Regions from separate parts of the Homo sapiens genome. Here regions 1, 2, 4, 5 and 6 are each linked to region 3. The links are chromatin contacts, found by Hi-C or POLR2A ChIA-PET in ENCODE. All regions are on one chromosome and are shown on one strand. The core of a region is the stretch at or near the end of the contact, and the rest is flanking DNA. Distances in the headings are between cores, read along the strand shown. Region 1 overlaps CACNA1C (calcium voltage-gated channel subunit alpha1 C). Region 2 overlaps CACNA1C (calcium voltage-gated channel subunit alpha1 C). Region 3 overlaps CACNA1C (calcium voltage-gated channel subunit alpha1 C). Region 4 holds the start of CACNA1C-IT3 (CACNA1C intronic transcript 3). Region 5 overlaps CACNA1C (calcium voltage-gated channel subunit alpha1 C). Region 6 overlaps CACNA1C (calcium voltage-gated channel subunit alpha1 C).

Region 1 (2,700 bases), core at 157-2,656, 500 kb before region 3:
TGTCAGTGTTAAAAGGCCTGGTGGACAGATGGTGTCTTACAGGCAAACAAAGGCTCTTGGCTTGCTGCTGATGGAAGCCATGGACTCCTCCAATTTCTCCTTTTCCCCCAAAGAGGCCCTGGCCGTAGATCCCAGCATTGCCAGGCAGCCTGTGTTGTTGAGGACTGTGTCCTGTGTTTTGGTGGCCAAGAGCATTTCGACTCTCCCAGGGGTGTGCCAGAGGATCAGGCTATCCCTTTCTTAGGGACACAGTTGAGGTGGGTGGAAACAGCATGTACCTTGCCATTGGAGAAGCTGGGTTTATGCTGTGATTCACCCAGCCATCTCAGGTTGTGCTCTTGGGAGAGTCTTTGATCCTCAGTTTCCCCAGCTGTAGATTGGTGATATTTGTCTCCACATTGTAAAGAGAATTTATGATACTGAAGAAAATGCTGTGTAAACTTTAAAACAATACAAATGTAAGGCATTGCTACTCTCAGTGCTTGGAGGATGTTTTGTGGGAAGTTAATGGCCCTTGCTCTGCCATATTTCAGTGCCAAGAACCACAAGAGCTGTCAATAAATACTGATGAATGATGAGGGGGAGAAGCCATTTGACTCTGTGGAAGCCAGTGCTTTATATATTAAATGCATGTATTCATTGGATCATTCATTGAGCAAATATTTATTGAGTTCCTACTAAACACGAGGCACTGGGAATAAAACACTGAATAAAACAAGTGGAATCATGACTAATGTTTCCTCTGGCTTTCACAGAGTTAGAAAAATTAGGTGTGTTGTTTTCATAAAATTAAATTATTCTATATATATAAAGGATTTTAAAATGCTGATAGTATATCTGTCCTCCTCTTTGGTATTAAAATGTCTCTTCTTTTGTGTGATGATGGTGATAGTTGATTTTTGAAAAACTTTTCACATAGTCAAATTTGAAAAGGTGTTGTTAGTTGTCCTTGAAATCCAGCTTGGGGATGACTGATCTAGCCCAACTCCCCACCCAGGGCAGGCCTGTCTTTAGCATTCTCAACAAGTGGTCATCTAGTTTCTACTTGGATAGTTCCAGGGAAGGGGACCTCACTAACTTCAACACGCAGCCATTCAAATGTTAAACAGCCATTATCTTTTGAGTGTTCTTTTTTATATTAAGTGGAAATCTACCATCCTATAACTTCTGCTCATCAAGCTTGAGTCCTCCATCTGGAGCAAACAAAATATATTTACTTCATTTTCTTATAGCCCTCCAGATTTTTGAAGCAGACTATTATGTTTCTTCCAAGCATATTTTCCAGACTTCTTGTCCCCACTTTCTTTACCCACGTTCTCCCGTGGCTTCATTCCTCTCCCTCTTGCCCCACCTCTGCTGGTCAGCTTCTACTTGCCAGTGTTCCTCTTGCAGTCTGTTCCCCAGAAGGGACACAGGGCTTCAGCTGTGTGCCGACTTGGATGGAGTGCTCAGCCTGCTATGTCCCTGATTCAGAGCTCTGAATGCAGATTAAGGAAGAAGTAAAGATTGCGTTTGCCTTTTTGGCAGCTGTGCTCTACTGTTGACTCATATTGAGTCGTAGCCTACTAAAATCCCTAGGGTCCTTGTCATATAAATTGCTGATAAGGCAAGCCAGGGTTCCACCTACCCTATGTTTATGCAGTGAATTTTTTCATCTAAGTATAGTCCTTTACATTGTGCTTATTCTATTTCATCTCGTTAGTGTGGACCATAGTTTCAGCTTGTTGAGGTCATTTTTATTCTGACTGAAACTTCCAATTTACTAGCTATTCCTCCCAGATTTGTGTCAGCAGCACATTTGGCAAATTTGTCTTCATCCAACTTTTTAATTTAGTGTTCAAAAGGCTAGAGCCAAAGACAGAGCCTTGGGTCACATCAGTAGAGACCTCCCAGGGTAAATGTATCAGTGAGTCAATCCCTAGGCATCTGTGCATAGAATCAGTGCACCTATGAATGTGTCAATCATCAGTGCATCTCTGGATCAGCCAACTGCAGACCCTCCTGAGTGTATTAATCACACTGGTGATGTGAGTTCTATTTTCAGACTCTTCTACTTCTCATTTTTTAAGGCAATGTCAACCTTTTCCATTATTGAACCACCATTGGTAGGATTATGACTTTCAAATTTACCTTTTCAGCCCAGATATCTGTCTCTTTTACATTTTTAATTTTTTAATTGAATAGCTGCAGAATGTTTTAATTTTTCAAAGTAAATGCACTATCTCCACGTCCTCTGAAACCTTCTTCTCTTTCTGTGATCAACTTGGTGCCACCAAGTTGGCCAAGCCAGGTACCTGGAAGCCATTCTCAGTGCTTTTGCTTTCTTCTCACTCCACAGCTAATTCAATTGAGTGGGGTAATTATAAATACCCTTAGCTGTTCTAAGAGATTCTACCTCCTTAATACCTCATAATACACCCCTCGGACTCTGATCCGTCTTGCCTATACAACTGTAAGAACCTTCTAACTAGATTCTGTACTCCTGGCCTGACTCCTTCTAGCCCTCATCCTGTACTGTGTCACCAGGAAACAAAAGCCTCACTCAGATTATGTCAGTGTACTGCACTGAGGCCTTTGCTAGCACCCTGTCCACTGTAAATGATAGGTGGTCCTGCATCGTCTTACTGTTCTCAGCTTTTACTGTTTCTTCTACCAACCCTACACTTCAGATGTACTGTCTACTGCTGGTTCCCAACTGCA
Region 2 (2,700 bases), core at 139-2,638, 420 kb before region 3:
GGATGAGGATGCTGATTTTGTGTCTAGGGAAACAAGTCTGCCCCGTTTGCCTTCCACATGGAGGCTGAGGGTACAAGAGAAAGTTGGGGGAAATAGCAAGCAAAGTTCAGAGGGCAGTGGTCCATTTTTTCTTATCAGCCACAAAACAAAAAATAAATAAAAGAAGGAGGAGGCCGTGTCTTTGAGGCACAGTAAGCCTGCCCACTGAATGTCCCTGAGAGTAACTAGTTATAATAGCTACTCCTTCTACAGGGAGACCTAGAGACGGGGCAGAGAGAGGAAAGGACGTGCCCCCGTGAATAGCAGAGGGGTGAACAGTAGGCCTGGGGGAGAAATTGCCTTCCTGACAAGAAGAGTTGGAGATGATGAATACAAAACCCCTGGGACACTGCCTGGCCCATAGTGATGTTACCATCAGTAGTGGCTTTGCCGTTTCCAGATTGACATCCATGCCCTAAACAGAGAACTTTGCTGAGATGAAATTTCCTTGTTGGTATACTTTTGTGAACCACTCCATTGAGAACCAGCACAAAGCCATTGCCTTCTTGAACGTCTTCATTAAAACTAGAATAATCTCTGCCCCTCATTTGCCCATGCACATGGAAAACCCACGGATATGCCTTCCCTGATGGAAAATATGACCACTGACTGGAGTTCGAGACCAGCCTGACCAATATGGAGAAACCCCATCTCTACTAAAAATACAAAATTAGCCAGGCGTGGTGGTGCATGCTTGTAATTCCAGCTACTTGGGAGGCTGAGGCAGGAGAATCACTTGAACCCAGGAGGCAGGGGCTACCGTGAGCCGAGCCGAGATCACGCCATTGCACTCTAGTCTGGGCAACAAGAGTGAAATTCCATCTCAAAAAAAAAAAAAAAAAAGTGACCACTGAAATGTGTATAATGCTTTAAAATTGACAGTGCATTTTCTCATCCATCATTTGAGCCTCACAACAGCCTTGTGACGTAGGCAGTATTCGTATTCTCACTTCAAAGATAAGGAAGCGGATGCTGGAATGGCTTGGGCACCAGGCCAGGTTCATACAGTAAGTAAATGGCCAAGGCAGGGTGTAATCTTTGGACTCCACACCCAGCGCTCCTTTTTTTTTTCTGTCATCTGTGATGCTTCTTCCACCCTGCTATTGATAGCCTAGGAACAAGATGTGTGACTTTTCTTACCACCCCCTGGTGGGTACATCCTGGGTACACTTTTCTGTTTTCTAGTGGGGGTAAGGAAAATGGCTTTCAGTGGTGAAGGTTCACAGAAAGAATGGGATCCAGAAGCGTCTTCCAGCATGGTCCAGGTGCCAGAAGACTTTGGCAGGCGAGTTGACCATGGCTGAGTCAGGCCCTCCTCCCCCGCTCCCTGGATTTTGGATCGATTTTGCAGCGGCTCTGGCGGCTGCATGTGTTTCCCTTGGCCTCTGAGGCATTCCAGTGATGATGATGGCTCGGCGGGGTCACGGCCCTGTACAAAGCAAGGGCTATTTGTGGCTGATCTAAAACATAACTGGAGCCACCTGCATCCGAGGCTGGCTTCTCGGGCTCTGGGTCCCATAACCCAGCTGGAGTAAAAAGTTCACGTTCCCGTGTGGAGTAGATACCAAAAGTGACGTCTCTTTCTTTCTTTAGGTTTGGCTGCGTAATTGGAAAACCAAGCTGCCCGCCACCTTGCCGTGGCTTCTTCTATCCCTAGGGCCTGGAGTGGGCTTCCTCCCTCCCCTCCTCTATCTAAACCCTCCTTGCTGCAAGACCCTGCTCCTTTCACGGAGTCTCCATTCCCAGAATGTATGTGACCTCATTGTTTGTCATCCATGTTGGGGCTTTTAAGAATATCCCCTTGCACCATTTTATGACTGCTTCATGGACAATAATCCTGACTGTGTTCTTTGGGGCCAGACACTGGGTCTGCTTTCCTTCCTCTCTCACAGTGCCTGGCTGTGCTGGGTACACATGAAGGCTGACGGTTCACTGAATGAGGCATTGTGGAGGGCGTAGAAAACATGGAGACCTGGGAACCCAGAGACCAGGTTTTGTTGCCAGGGCAAATCCCTTTGCCTCTCTGGGTTGCTCAGTCCATATCTGTAAAATGAGAGTTGAACTGGATGATCTTTAAGGTCCATTTCAAATTCAAAGTTCTGGAACTAATTGTAGACTAAGCCGAAGAGATGCTCATTGCCTTTACCTGTCTCTCTCTGCTCCCCATATTGCAGCCTGGTAAGCTGTTGTGGCTTATCACCCGCACCTCTGATTTGCCTGAATGTAACTTAAAAACTTGTCTTCATAATATCAGGAAGGTCACAAAAGAGAATGAGGGAGTGTTGAGTAGTGTTTAGAAGCAGAGACTGGGGAATCAGACAAACTTGGGTTTCAGTCTTAGCCCTACCACTTAATAGTTGTGTGGCCTTGAGCAAGTCACCTTGTTAAGTACCACTTTCTTTTCAGAAACATGGAGTTAATGCCAGTCTCACAAGGCAATGGAGGAATATGTGAGATAATACAGGTATGGCGCACACACAGTGTCAGAGCTCACTCAATGGTGGCAGTCATCGTCATTGAAGTGGGGAGGGGAAAGAAGCAGAGGGGTGTGTTTTCTAGTCCTTTGGTGAGCATTTTCTGACTTGTAAACTATTGGTTGCATTTTAAGACAGTGCCTTTATCATTTTCATAAGCAGTGTAATGATTTGAGGAAAACCATTT
Region 3 (2,700 bases), core at 192-2,691:
GAGATGCAGACCCGGAGGAGCACATTCGATAACTTCCCCCAGTCCCTCCTCACTGTGTTTCAGGTATGGACTCTTCTCTGCTGGGATTCGGACTCGGGGTGGTTGAGTGGCGGGGTGGTGGGAGGAGTGTGGGAAGCTGCACCCTTTTACCGGGCAGCCACAGCCATCCTAGATCAGCCCTGGAGAGCCCATGCCCGGGAGAGTCTTGAGTTTTTTCTGTAGTTTCCCTGTCCCCATCTGCCATGGAATTCCACTAGTGGGTGGACCATTAGGGGAAACAATATAAGTGGTTTAAAAATGCCTTCTCAGGAGAATCTCTTGAACCCAGGAGGCAGAGGTTGCAGTGAGCCAAGATTGCACCACTGCACACTCTAGCCTAGGTGACGGAGCAAGACTCCGTCTCAAATAAAAAAAAAAAAAATCGTTCTTATCCATGGAATCCTTTACTTAAATTCTCCATGAAAGCCCAAAACATAAAGAAAAGCAGACTGCTCTTACTGGGGGAGGGGAGGGTGACGAAACCCTGGCTTTCCTACCATGCTTGTCTCTTGAAAAAAATATTACTAGCCCATCAAATTTGTGATTTCATAGATATTTTGGCTTAGGGCAAACTCAAAGTGGCATCTATTTAAGTTTAAAAGCAGATCGATTGAGAGGTAAAAATGAATCACATGTAGATGTTGTCAAAGTCTTGAAGATGATGCCCCAGTGACGAATGTTTGGGGAAAGCTGGTGTAGCCTGTGGCTGTCTCAGCAAACACACAACTGCAAAAGGGTCCTGACGCCTTACCCCCAGGAATGGCTGACGGTCAGCTCAAGCATGTGTGGGGAAAGTCAGAGATCTTTGGGCCAAAAAGCCCTTTTAGTCACCCTTCAAATAATATTATGCCAATAGCCAGGCATTTTGTCTAAGGACAGTTCAATAGCTCAGAGCCCCTGGGGAGGAGAATTGGGGGCCAGGAGGAGGGAAAGAAGTGAAAGGGAAATTTTGGACAATTTTGTTGACGTAGTGGGGCAGGGCAGGGTGGTTTTGGGTTTGCTGTTGGTCTAACGCTGTGTCCCTTATTGGTGGGAATGTGTCATTCAGATCCTGACCGGGGAGGACTGGAATTCGGTGATGTATGATGGGATCATGGCTTATGGCGGCCCCTCTTTTCCAGGGATGTTAGTCTGTATTTACTTCATCATCCTCTTCATCTGTGGAAACTGTATCCTTTGCTGCTGCCCCCCACCCCTGCGGCCCCCAGCCCCCAGCCTGCAGCACAGTGCCAAACGGGCACGCCCCTCAGGTCCGGGCGGTCCTGCTCGGGCTCACACCACCCAGCCTAGAACCCCATGGCGGCGGAGGTGGGTCTGGGTGGAAACCTGCAGCTTTGGCATGGGTGAGGTTCACCTTCCTGAACCCTCCGGGCCCGCAGCGGCGCCGCGCTCCGGGCGGGCTGTCGCCGTAATCTGGGTGAGCGGCGCCCCCTGGCGTTGCGGCGTGTGCGGCCACTCACACCGCCTGCGATAGGGACGCGCGGGAGCGGGCCGGCTGCCCTGGGGCCGCGGCGTCTGCTCAGAGGCGGGACGCTCCGGGAGGGAGGATGAGCCGTTGTCCTTCAAGTGACCTTCAGCTCTCCTCCTGCTTTTTGGTCAGCAGCCCTCTCTCTGATGCTGCTCTCCAGGACTTTAGTCACGGGCAGAGCTGCACAGACTTCAAACAGCCCCAAAAGCTCCTTCCTGATCCCGGCTGGGGCAGGTTTCCAGGGCACAAGCCACGGGTGCTGCTTCTCTTCCCCAGCTCATAACCCCGAGAGAGTCACGTCCAGAGCCAGGGGTAACATAGGAACAGCTCTGGGCCAAGTCCCAGCTAAGGCAGTGCAGAAAACACAGTCATGGAAGCCTGCAGACAAGGTTTCCTCTTTTCCCAGCTGGATGACCTCTTGCAGATTGAAGGTCCTCTACCTCAGTGTCTGTAAAATGTGGCAATGGAATCATAGAACCTACTACATAAAGGGTCGTTGGGAGTTTTCATGGGATCATGCATGCAAGGCCTCTGCCACATTCAGAAGCCACCCTGGACAAAGCCCCTCTTCCCCAGCCTGGGTTGCTGCGGCTTCCCTGTGTGTGAAATGATATGAATGTCTGGGTGCCTGGGGCCGGGGGTCAGACTTCACAGACTTAAAGCCCCCTTCCAGCTATGCTTTCGTTGATTCTGCAGTTCTCTGACCCACAGTGTTTCTGTTGGTGGAGTGGGGAGGAGAAAGGGCAAAGAACTGTCTCCACTGGGAACTCCCAAGCCTTGGCTGGCTCCAGATGGACCCTCCAAGGGTCTTCGTGGGTGCAGGCTCACATTAAGAGTTGGCAGAGATACCAAGCCACCCCCTCAGCGCCCAGTTATAATAAACCGCTCTTAAGAGCGTTCTGCATCCTGCTAGAGACAATGCTGTTTATAATGTCAATTACAGCCAGTCATCTCAGCAGGGAAAGCAATCATGAAACCCAGCAATTAAAGTGCAAGGCAGGGCTTGCTGCCTCCCTCCCGCCTGCTCCAGTGTGCAGGCTAGCCTGTTCTCATCCCTCTTGATAGCTCCAGGTAGCTAGGAGGGTGATGGGGAGGAAGGGGAGGGGAGGAACACTGTTGGGGTCTGACTCCCTCAAATTGCTTCCCCCTCAAGCTCTCTCTGCTGAGGAGCTCTACCCTGCACGCCCCACATC
Region 4 (2,700 bases), core at 91-2,590, 310 kb before region 3:
CTCCCTGGGCTTTGGAAAATTGTGTCTTTTTTAAGAAAGGGAAGTTTTGAAAAGCAAATGCTCCTGGGCAGGCTGGGGGTGTGGGGAGTGTTGGCTGGAGTGGGAGGTCACATTCGCCCCATGGTGGGATGGCCAAGGGCTCCCAGCGAGGGAACAGTTGGACCTGTGGTGTCCTGGGGGGAGGGTTCCTCTGAGGGACCCTAATGGACAGAGGAGTGTGGACCCCTGAGCCTGGGAGCATCGTGGGCATTTAGACCAAACCACGGGAAGGGCTCCCCAATGCTGAAGGTTGCTAGGCGCTGGGGGAGGTTCCCCGGGAGACTGTGGCTAGAAACACCATCTGCCAAAGATGATTTAGTTCCGGAAGAGGCAAGGGATAGAACGAGATGGTCCTTTCTGTCCCAGTTAATCTTGGTGCTGTTCATTCCGGGCTGAGCATTCCCTTCCTGAAGTGGAATGGAAGACAGACTCGGCCTTGGGCAGACTCTGAGCATCTTGTGAAAGGGAGAGTCTTACCTCCTTGGCTTTGTCCCCACCCCCTGCCCAGGGTCGGATGTCTTGGGTGCTTGCCGGCTCTCTGCCCACTGTCCTGCCCTGGCAGCAGGTACCAGCAAGCCTGTGTGCCGTGTGGGTTACAGGGAGTAGCGGGCACATGATTAAATACTCATGCTTTGTCAAAACACTGACAGTTACAAAATGCCTCCGCGTCTACTCAGGGAAGGGTGAGCAATGAGGAAAATGACTTCAATATGCAAAAGACATTCCAAGGAGTCCGGGAGGGAATGCTCATTCTAGAGCCAGGAGGGAGTCATGGGAATTAGTTCTTGATTTATAGACCGGCTGAAAGAAATCACCTAGGTTAAACCTGCCTAAATTCTGCTATCTGTGTATGTGCTTAAGGGGATGGGCTCAATGAACTTTGAGACTGTCTCTTCTCTACTGATGGGAGTGACAGTGAAGTTCCTGATGAAGGAAGGTTTAGGGTGGAGGAATTCTGAGCCCCTGGGTTCTGGATTCAAAATCATACACAGCCCTCTAGATAACATAGATGTACAGTCGTACAGTCTTTGTGGAGAATTTGAAAAACGAGAATGGTGATTATCTACTTAGGACAGGTTTGGGTACAGCCACTCATGGAAGCCAGGAACCAGCTTCTAACCATGGAAGCTTTGTGTTTTCTGTATAAGCTGTCCTTGACTACGGACAAAGAATGGGTACCGAGTGTTCAGTTGGCATCATAATAGGAAACAGAATTCTACACAGATGGTTCAACGGAACAGAGTTTCTTGAGGGGCATATTTATGGAGGGGTAAGGAGACCAGCAAGGGATATTGAGGCACCCAGGGCTAAACTTAGAGGGAAGCTGTCATCACCCTAGGGCCTGAGGAGGAAGGGGAGAAAATACTGTTTGGGGGGCCTGGTGGGAGCTGTAGCTGGGAGGAGGACCATGAGGGAGAAACCATAGTCATGGAAGGATGTTGTCACTGCCAGGACCAAGACACCAAGGTAGGGGGACATGGAAAGAAAACACCCTGCCTTCTCTGTCCTCCCATCTCCACTCTCTTATTGACACTGCTCATTGGCCAAACCAACCTGAAGCTGGAGGGCCAGGGAGCCGGGCACCTCAAGCAGTCCCCATGCACCAAGCTTCCAGGGCACGGGGTCAGGGAACAGAGGGTGGAAGGGGTCTAGGGGAGCCAGCAGGGAGCTGGAGCTCATTTGTAATATTTGTCTTGTTTAGCCAACTCTAGAAGGCTCGTCCTGAGAAGGCGAGCTTCGAAAGCTATTACTGACTCTTAAAGTATTCCATCGTCAAGACTAGTGTGTTTACCTTGCAAACTACCTTGAGCCAGCTGTAATGAAATTCTGAAATGTCTCCCATACACCCTCCTTCTCTGTGAAATGTCAGCTTTTTGAGGGCAGGGCCTGATTCTTTTATGAGCAGTTGTCTTGAATCACTTCAACCCTCCACACCTGGAGTGCCTTACACTTTCCAGAATGCCGTACTCAGTGACCCCTCATGTCAATGTTTTGAGGCTTTTGAATTGGTCAAGGCAACCGTCTTGCTGAGTGGCCTGAGTTCTCCAGTGAGAGAACACGAGTAGTCTCTTTGAGTGGGGGCCACAGCACTCCAGACGTGGTGATGGAACCCTCTACGGTATAGAGAGCCCACGGCCATGCCACCCAGCCAGACAGGAACTCAGGAGGCCAGGATGGAGGAAGCAGGAGTGGAAGGTCATTGGACTCCCTTTCTGGTTTAAGCTTGGCCATGGGATGTCTTAAGTAGGGCTCGTGGTCCTCAAATGTCACCTCCATCCTGATGCCACAATGTCTGTATTGCCACTATTCCAATTCTTCTTTTGGGTGAAGTCTTACTCCACCTGCGGGGAGAGCACATGAAATCATTAGCAAGTGCTGGCACAGACAGCCATTCCCCTCTCTGGCCAGGCTGGAGGGGCTGGATGGTGGTGGGGGGTGTGGGTGAAGTAAGCATGAAAGGGGAGATGAAGGGTGTCTAGACACTCCCTTTGCCGAGGGCTGGTGGCCTGTTGCTTGCTCTCTAGGACAACGTGGATCTGTTTGGGGTAATGGCAGACACTTTTCTTTCGCATCCAGCTGTCTCTTCCTCTTCTGAGTCCCACAGGGTCCTGGGCCCGATAGGCTCTGTCACCTCCAGCCAGTATTGGGTAGCCACCTGCC
Region 5 (2,700 bases), core at 5-2,504, 290 kb before region 3:
GGCCTTGGCAACCTAGAAAGCATGGTCAGTTGCCCTGAAATAGGTTGATTGCACCCCAGAAGTGCTTTTCCGCCTCTCCCCATCAAAGGTGTTTGCAACCCCATTTTCCCTCTGAGTCAGCTTGTCCATTAATGGGTTTGTGTTCCTTGATGGGGTCTGTTTTTCCAGGGTCTTGAGGAGTGGCCCTTTCCACCCAGTTTGGCTGCGGGGCTGAGAAGGTGCCCTTGCATTTTGTATTGTGTGTCCGTGGTGGGTCTGTGCCTCCCTTCTGTCTGTTTTCCCTCAGGACCACCCACCGCCCCATGCTTGTATCTACAACAGCTATGAGGAAGAACATACAGATTAATCACCCTGCTGCGGGATGCCAGCTACCCAGTGGCTCTGGCAGCCCCAGTCAATGGATCCTGCAGTGTAGCCTTCATCAGTAGAGCTGCCACTGCCAGCACCCAAAAGGTAGCACTAATATGCATGTGTGACCTGAAAATTACAATGTAAATGGTGGGGCAACACATGTATAGGAAGGTAAATTTTAATTAAAAGTCTGTTCTCCAACTCAGCCTGCCTTTAAAGATACAGAAATGCCAAGCTGTCAGGCTGCCGGTCGGGTTAAGAGGGTTCTCTCGTGCACTGTGGACCAAGCTGGGAGAACTAGGGCTTCATTGAAATCGGATGCCTTTGACTAATTATGCACCAAATGCATCCCATATGGGGAAGATATGCCCTCAGGTGGTTAGCAGAGCCAGCAGGAGCCAAGCTTCCTGAAAAATGCTGGGTCTTCTCTCCTGCAGTGTCAGGGGGTGCAGACAGTACAGAGGGAGGGTATGAGAGTCGAGGCACATGCCAAAAAGGAGCAGGTGGGAAAAAAGAGCCCATGGCCCAGCAGCAAATTGTGTGTCTTTGAGTGGATGTGGCTTTTGAGGCACTATGCCCAATAGTCATCCTGAATTTCCTTCACTGCCTGGGGAGGGGGTGGATGGAGGAGGGAAACTAGCCACCTCCAGAGGCAACCCTGCTGGACAAAACTCACTTTTAGAACCATCAGAAGCCCATTTTCCTGTGGAAATCTACGGGGAAGAGATAGAGAAGAGCTGCAGAGTCTATTAAATGTGTGCTTGCTGCCTGGTCTCCGGTATAGTCAGGAAATCAGATTTGTACAGTGGAAATTCATTCATGCCACAAATATTTATTGAGTGCCTACACTGTGCTGGTGGTACTAGGGACTGGGGATACAGCGGTGGGTGAGATAAAGGCACGACGCCCTCACCGAGACTTGTGTGCCACTGGAGAACATGGATTAAACCAGGCGTTACGTGATCAGTGTATCAGTGCCATATGGGCAATGATCCAAGCTGCCGATGGGTACACACCGGGGACACCTAGTTCTTAAGTGACTTTTTAGGATCCCAAGTGGTCAGAACAGCTTCCCTATTTTGCCATTTACATGTTCACATTCACTTAGCTCAAGTTACCCTTCTGATAAGAGGAAATTCGCGTCAAGTCACATAGAATCACTGAATATTTGCACTTGGAGGATCACCTGGCCTAATTCTTCTGCTTTACACATGCAGATGCTGAAGGAGAGAAGTTAAAGAACCTGTCCAAAATCGCACAGCTAGTTAGTAATAAAGCTTGGGTGGAATTCTGCTTTTCTGACTCCCAGATTAGTATTTCTTTGACTTTACCTCCCCTTTGGAAAAATGAAGCGATTCAGGGGAAGTTCCTGGGCATTTATGGCCAAACTGCCCTCGCTCTGAAGATTCAATGTTTTAATTGGCCCGGCAGAGCTGGAGTCCACAGGTGGTAAGCATGGACAGGTGGAGAGCCAGCATCAGAGAGAGCCTCCTGGCCAGCGCCTGCCTTGCTTCACAGATGTCAAGGCAATTGGGGATTGGGGGCAGGGTATGATAAAGGGCATCAGGAAAGTGGCAGTGCTGGGGCACTGTCCTCTGGGCCTCCCTGGGCTCAGCTGGGCAGGGGCGTGTTTTCAGAGACAATGGTGTTGACTCCCTCTGGGCAGCCCTGCAGGGTGGCAGTCCCACAACAGAAATCTTGGAGCAGATATGTTGGAGGATATGTATAAGAATGAGGGATTAGTGCTGGTTGGGGGCAGAAAAAATGCCCTCTTGGGGAGAAAGAAATGATCTGTGACAAAGGACTTCCTTTCCTAACCAGGCAGACTCTGGAAGATGACCACGAGGCTGGGTGGGAAGGTGGCAGTGGAAACGTGATTAATTGTACTGTCCATGGACAGTGAGCCGAGGAGCTTGTACCTGGCTTTATTAGAGACATACACTCGGGGCTGCTCTACCCAGAATCCCTCCTGCTGCCTCCAGGGCTGCTCCACTCTGTGTCTTAGAGATGAGAAAAGGAGTCAAGGACTCCTACCAGCGTGGAATGGTAACCTCTGGAGGGGAGGTAGGTCTCCCAGGGATCTGAGACGTGTTCCAGGAATGGAATTCCCAGTATCCTTGGCAGTCATTTCAGGATCTTGGGGACCTAGGGATGCTGTCTGGACTGCTCTAAAATAGCCCTTCTGTGGCTTCCTCAAATGTATTGTCTGAATCAGCAGCTTCAAAGTGATATCAGGGGGTTTACAGCATGGATGTTGGAGCTATGTAGACTGGATTCAAATCCCCAGTTCTACCAATTCCAGCTCTGTGTGCAGGGCACTAGAACTTGCTGAGTCCTAGCTCCTTTGTA
Region 6 (2,700 bases), core at 100-2,599, 460 kb before region 3:
GTGATCGGGAAATCCGGGCTCTAGTCTCAGCTGGTCATTAACTTGCTGTGGGGCCTTGGGAAAGTTCCTCAGGCTCTCTGGGCCTCAGAGGGTTAGACTAGATCATCTCTAAGGTCTCTTTCTGCCTCAATATTCACTAACTTTGTGAGTATGGATTTCCCTGAGAGAATTATGGTGGTCCCTTCACCCCGGATCTCCACCCCTCTCTGTCTTCCTCCTCCTCCTCCTGTGAGACTCCATGAACTGGGCTGCAAACTTGGCAGTGGGAGCGGGGTAGGTGGGAGTGGAGCTGGAAGAGCATAGACGGGCCCTTCCTGGGAAGCTTCCCCTTGCTGGCCTTCCATGGAGGGTGTGGGGTGGTCCCGTCGGAAGGGGTATTATCACATTAGCTCATTTTTCTCTTGAGAGCGTGTCCTGCCCTGAAAATGTGATGAAGAAGTCAGGGCATGGGAACCTCTGCCTGCACTACTACTGGTGAGGGAACCTTGGGCTGTCCCACTAGAGCCCAGCACACACCAAGGAAAAATCAGGAGGCCTTGGAATCAAAGCTTTGCCTGCTGAAGCGGGACCTCTGCAGACCAGAGGGGTTTCTATGCTGTCTGTGAGACTCAGCCTTAAAGAGGAGACAGCTTTCCTTCCCTACACTCAGGACGGACCCCCTGCCGTACTCTTGGGGGTCTTCAGGATCTCTGGAACCTGCCAGAGAATGAGAGAGAAGAAATGGAAACCACTCTTAACCTTAGTTTAAAAGATTAAAAATAAAATCTCCAAATTTCAATGAAACCCAGAGAAAGTCTCTCTGTCTTGGAATCCTGTTCCACCCATGTCCCCCGTTCCAGGTGGGCGTGGGCCCACAGGCCGTTCGGCATAAACTGTGAAGAAACGGGGTGCTTGGCGCAGGCCATGCTCTTTAGAGGCAACCTCAGGCACACATTGGGGAGAATGAAGACCAATGCAATCTAAATAAATGAAAGGAGGGGAACAAGTTTTTAGAAATCTGTGTTTACTCTGGCACGCGACTGGCCTCCACTGCTTTTGACATATTAGGGAAAATTTTGGCGGGGACCCACTAGAAGCACTTAAAAAGGCATATGTTTCTTTTCAGAATACAAGGGGCTTGGAATGCATTGTTTAAACAAAATTCTTATGAATCTTTGATTCATTTTAAAAAATATGTAGATTATGTTTGTTTCACTTGTACTTTCTGTGGCATTAACTTCCTTGACTCCCTTTCTCAGACCATTTGAAATAATTATTTTACTGACTATTTTTGCCAATTGTGTGGCCTTAGCGATCTATATTCCCTTTCCAGAAGATGATTCCAACGCCACCAATTCCAACCTGGTAAGTCCACCATCCTCAAGTCTCTGCTTTTTCACTCGATGGAGAACTGCGTTCAGATCACATAGATGCATGGAATGTGGGAGAGAAGTGAGACGTGTGTTTGGCATGTGCAGGAGCCCTGCAGAGCTCACATCCCGAGTGCTGTTTTACTCTTTATTCAAATCAGCACCTGTCTCATTCCGGCCTGTTTTCCAAAAGAATATTCCAGTTAGGTGGTGGTGAGCTCTGTGTGTGTGTGTGTGTGTGTGTGTGTGTGTGTGTGTGTGTTTAGTAGCAAATCCCGTGACTGCTACAAAATGTGCTGCAAAAGTTGTGAGTGCAGGTGTTCGCTGCAGCGAACATCTGTTCTTGGATTGTGTTGTATTTCCTTTGAATGTCTTTGTTCCATTGGTGGGGTTTGCTCAGGTGATCTGGAGTGTTGCTGCACGATAAATAATTTCTAGGAAGCTTTTAGGAACATTTGCTTTTGCAGCCAACATGTATTATTGAGTTAGAAGGGCCTTATTTTATTGGGAAAGGCGGCTTTCCATTTGGATTGTTGAGGGGCCAGCTCTGGCAATTTGGGGTTAGAATTGGTCCATGGAAAAAGTGGAGAGTGTGTTTACTTTTGGCTGAGCTTGAAGTCATTACAAAGACTTTTGCTCCATCTGGGCATGTGAGGAAAAGAGCTCTGGAATGCAGTTGGCAAAATTGGGGCACTCCAGGATGCCTCTGCAAAAGGCATGCAGGGAAAATCCCGTCTCTTTCTCCCCCTCCATTGCAGAGACACCGTCACTCTCCACGTGATTTCCACATGGCGTGTTTGGTCATCAGAGCCACCGTCTTTCCCCTGCCGTCAGTACCTTCCTTTAATTACTGAGATGGAACCGTCCAATGAGATGGTTTTTAAAAGAAGCAGGCAGCTTATAGGATTCTCCTTTCCACAGCTGCTGGGCTGATGCCATCACAGGGTGGTTCTTGTATTTTGTAACCTTTGACATTTTCTTGGGCCCTTTCAGCAAAAAAAAATATGATGCACGTTTTAACTTCTCAGCTGTCGCCCCAGTTTTTTCAGGTAACCGCTGATGCATAGCAGGTAAGGTGTTCACCGCCTGCGGGCTGTGGTGTCTTGTGGCTCGGCTTGGGGCCCTTTGTTGGGGACAGGCTCCAAAAATTTCAAAGCTGGGCACACCACTGAGTGATGGCATGGCCAGAGTCGGAAGGCAGAGCATCGGCCGCCGTCCGTGAGGCCATCCGAAGCGTGACCTCATCTCTTAAGGGGCAAGAAATCTTTACTGTGTCAAAATAAATACAAGCCAAAGTGTCTCCCTGAAGCAGGAACTCCTTCCCTTGGTTCCATTTCTTCCCTGTGTAGCC

What was found. Hi-C counts contacts between places; a loop is a spot of excess contacts on that map. ChIA-PET counts read pairs that join two places held with the same protein, here RNA polymerase II (POLR2A). Pooled maps may share reads with other maps.
Region 1: POLR2A ChIA-PET joins it to region 3 with 20 read pairs in OCI-LY7. The contact joins two enhancer-like sites. A Hi-C loop is called at or near these places in 1 of 168 maps with a recorded cell type or tissue (left colon) and 1 of 50 pooled maps. POLR2A ChIA-PET finds 5 or more read pairs at or near these places in 2 of 52 experiments (AG04450 and OCI-LY7).
Region 2: a map of prostate gland shows a loop between it and region 3 (2.0-fold over the local background). The contact joins two enhancer-like sites. A Hi-C loop is called at or near these places in 1 of 168 maps with a recorded cell type or tissue (prostate gland), 1 of 37 single-sample maps with no recorded cell type and 2 of 50 pooled maps.
Region 4: a map of sigmoid colon shows a loop between it and region 3 (2.9-fold over the local background). The contact joins the promoter of CACNA1C-IT3 here to the enhancer-like site in region 3. A Hi-C loop is called at or near these places in 14 of 168 maps with a recorded cell type or tissue (A673, HCT116, HL-60/S4 and 10 more), 5 of 37 single-sample maps with no recorded cell type and 22 of 50 pooled maps.
Region 5: a loop to region 3 is called in a map of ascending aorta, with 3 times the contacts of the local background. The contact joins two enhancer-like sites. A Hi-C loop is called at or near these places in 31 of 168 maps with a recorded cell type or tissue (A673, GM12878, HCT116 and 20 more), 21 of 37 single-sample maps with no recorded cell type and 28 of 50 pooled maps.
Region 6: a map of IMR-90 shows a loop between it and region 3 (6-fold over the local background). The contact joins two enhancer-like sites. A Hi-C loop is called at or near these places in 1 of 168 maps with a recorded cell type or tissue (IMR-90) and 2 of 50 pooled maps. POLR2A ChIA-PET finds 5 or more read pairs at or near these places in 1 of 52 experiments (A673).

What each region holds. Positions count from the first base shown.
Region 1 is chr12:2,083,210-2,085,909 of GRCh38, forward strand. The region is part of intron 1 of CACNA1C (calcium voltage-gated channel subunit alpha1 C); the gene reads left to right. Among named protein-coding and RNA genes, the nearest start is that of CACNA1C, 32 kb to the left of the region's middle. Within about 2 kb of position 1,407, at least 5 of the 41 ENCODE cell types and tissues checked have a DNase peak (open chromatin) inside an H3K27ac peak, as active enhancers do.
Region 2 is chr12:2,162,340-2,165,039 of GRCh38, forward strand. All of the region lies in intron 3 of CACNA1C (calcium voltage-gated channel subunit alpha1 C), which reads left to right. LOC107984131 (a long non-coding RNA gene) reads left to right here. Exons shown (of 2, transcript XR_001749435.2): 2 at 1-2,700. Among named protein-coding and RNA genes, the nearest start is that of CACNA1C-AS4, 60 kb to the right of the region's middle. Within about 2 kb of position 1,389, at least 18 of the 41 ENCODE cell types and tissues checked have a DNase peak (open chromatin) inside an H3K27ac peak, as active enhancers do.
Region 3 is chr12:2,581,735-2,584,434 of GRCh38, forward strand. CACNA1C (calcium voltage-gated channel subunit alpha1 C) reads left to right here. Exons shown (of 47, transcript NM_000719.7): 14 at 1-63; 15 at 1,088-1,208. Among named protein-coding and RNA genes, the nearest start is that of CACNA1C-AS2, 89 kb to the right of the region's middle. Within about 2 kb of position 1,442, at least 6 of the 41 ENCODE cell types and tissues checked have a DNase peak (open chromatin) inside an H3K27ac peak, as active enhancers do; they include ascending aorta and heart right ventricle, where a contact is called at or near this core.
Region 4 is chr12:2,268,436-2,271,135 of GRCh38, forward strand. CACNA1C-IT3 (CACNA1C intronic transcript 3) reads left to right here and starts at 1,341. Exons shown (of 3, transcript NR_046769.1): 1 at 1,341-1,506. All of the region lies in intron 3 of CACNA1C (calcium voltage-gated channel subunit alpha1 C), which reads left to right. RefSeq lists a silencer at 1,969-2,167.
Region 5 is chr12:2,288,382-2,291,081 of GRCh38, forward strand. The region is part of intron 3 of CACNA1C (calcium voltage-gated channel subunit alpha1 C); the gene reads left to right. It overlaps CACNA1C-IT3 (CACNA1C intronic transcript 3), which reads left to right. Exons shown (of 3, transcript NR_046769.1): 3 at 287-364. Among named protein-coding and RNA genes, the nearest start is that of CACNA1C-IT3, 20 kb to the left of the region's middle. Within about 2 kb of position 1,255, at least 7 of the 41 ENCODE cell types and tissues checked have a DNase peak (open chromatin) inside an H3K27ac peak, as active enhancers do; they include ascending aorta and heart right ventricle, where a contact is called at or near this core.
Region 6 is chr12:2,119,087-2,121,786 of GRCh38, forward strand. CACNA1C (calcium voltage-gated channel subunit alpha1 C) reads left to right here. Exons shown (of 47, transcript NM_000719.7): 3 at 1,239-1,344. Among named protein-coding and RNA genes, the nearest start is that of CACNA1C, 67 kb to the left of the region's middle. Within about 2 kb of position 1,350, at least 7 of the 41 ENCODE cell types and tissues checked have a DNase peak (open chromatin) inside an H3K27ac peak, as active enhancers do.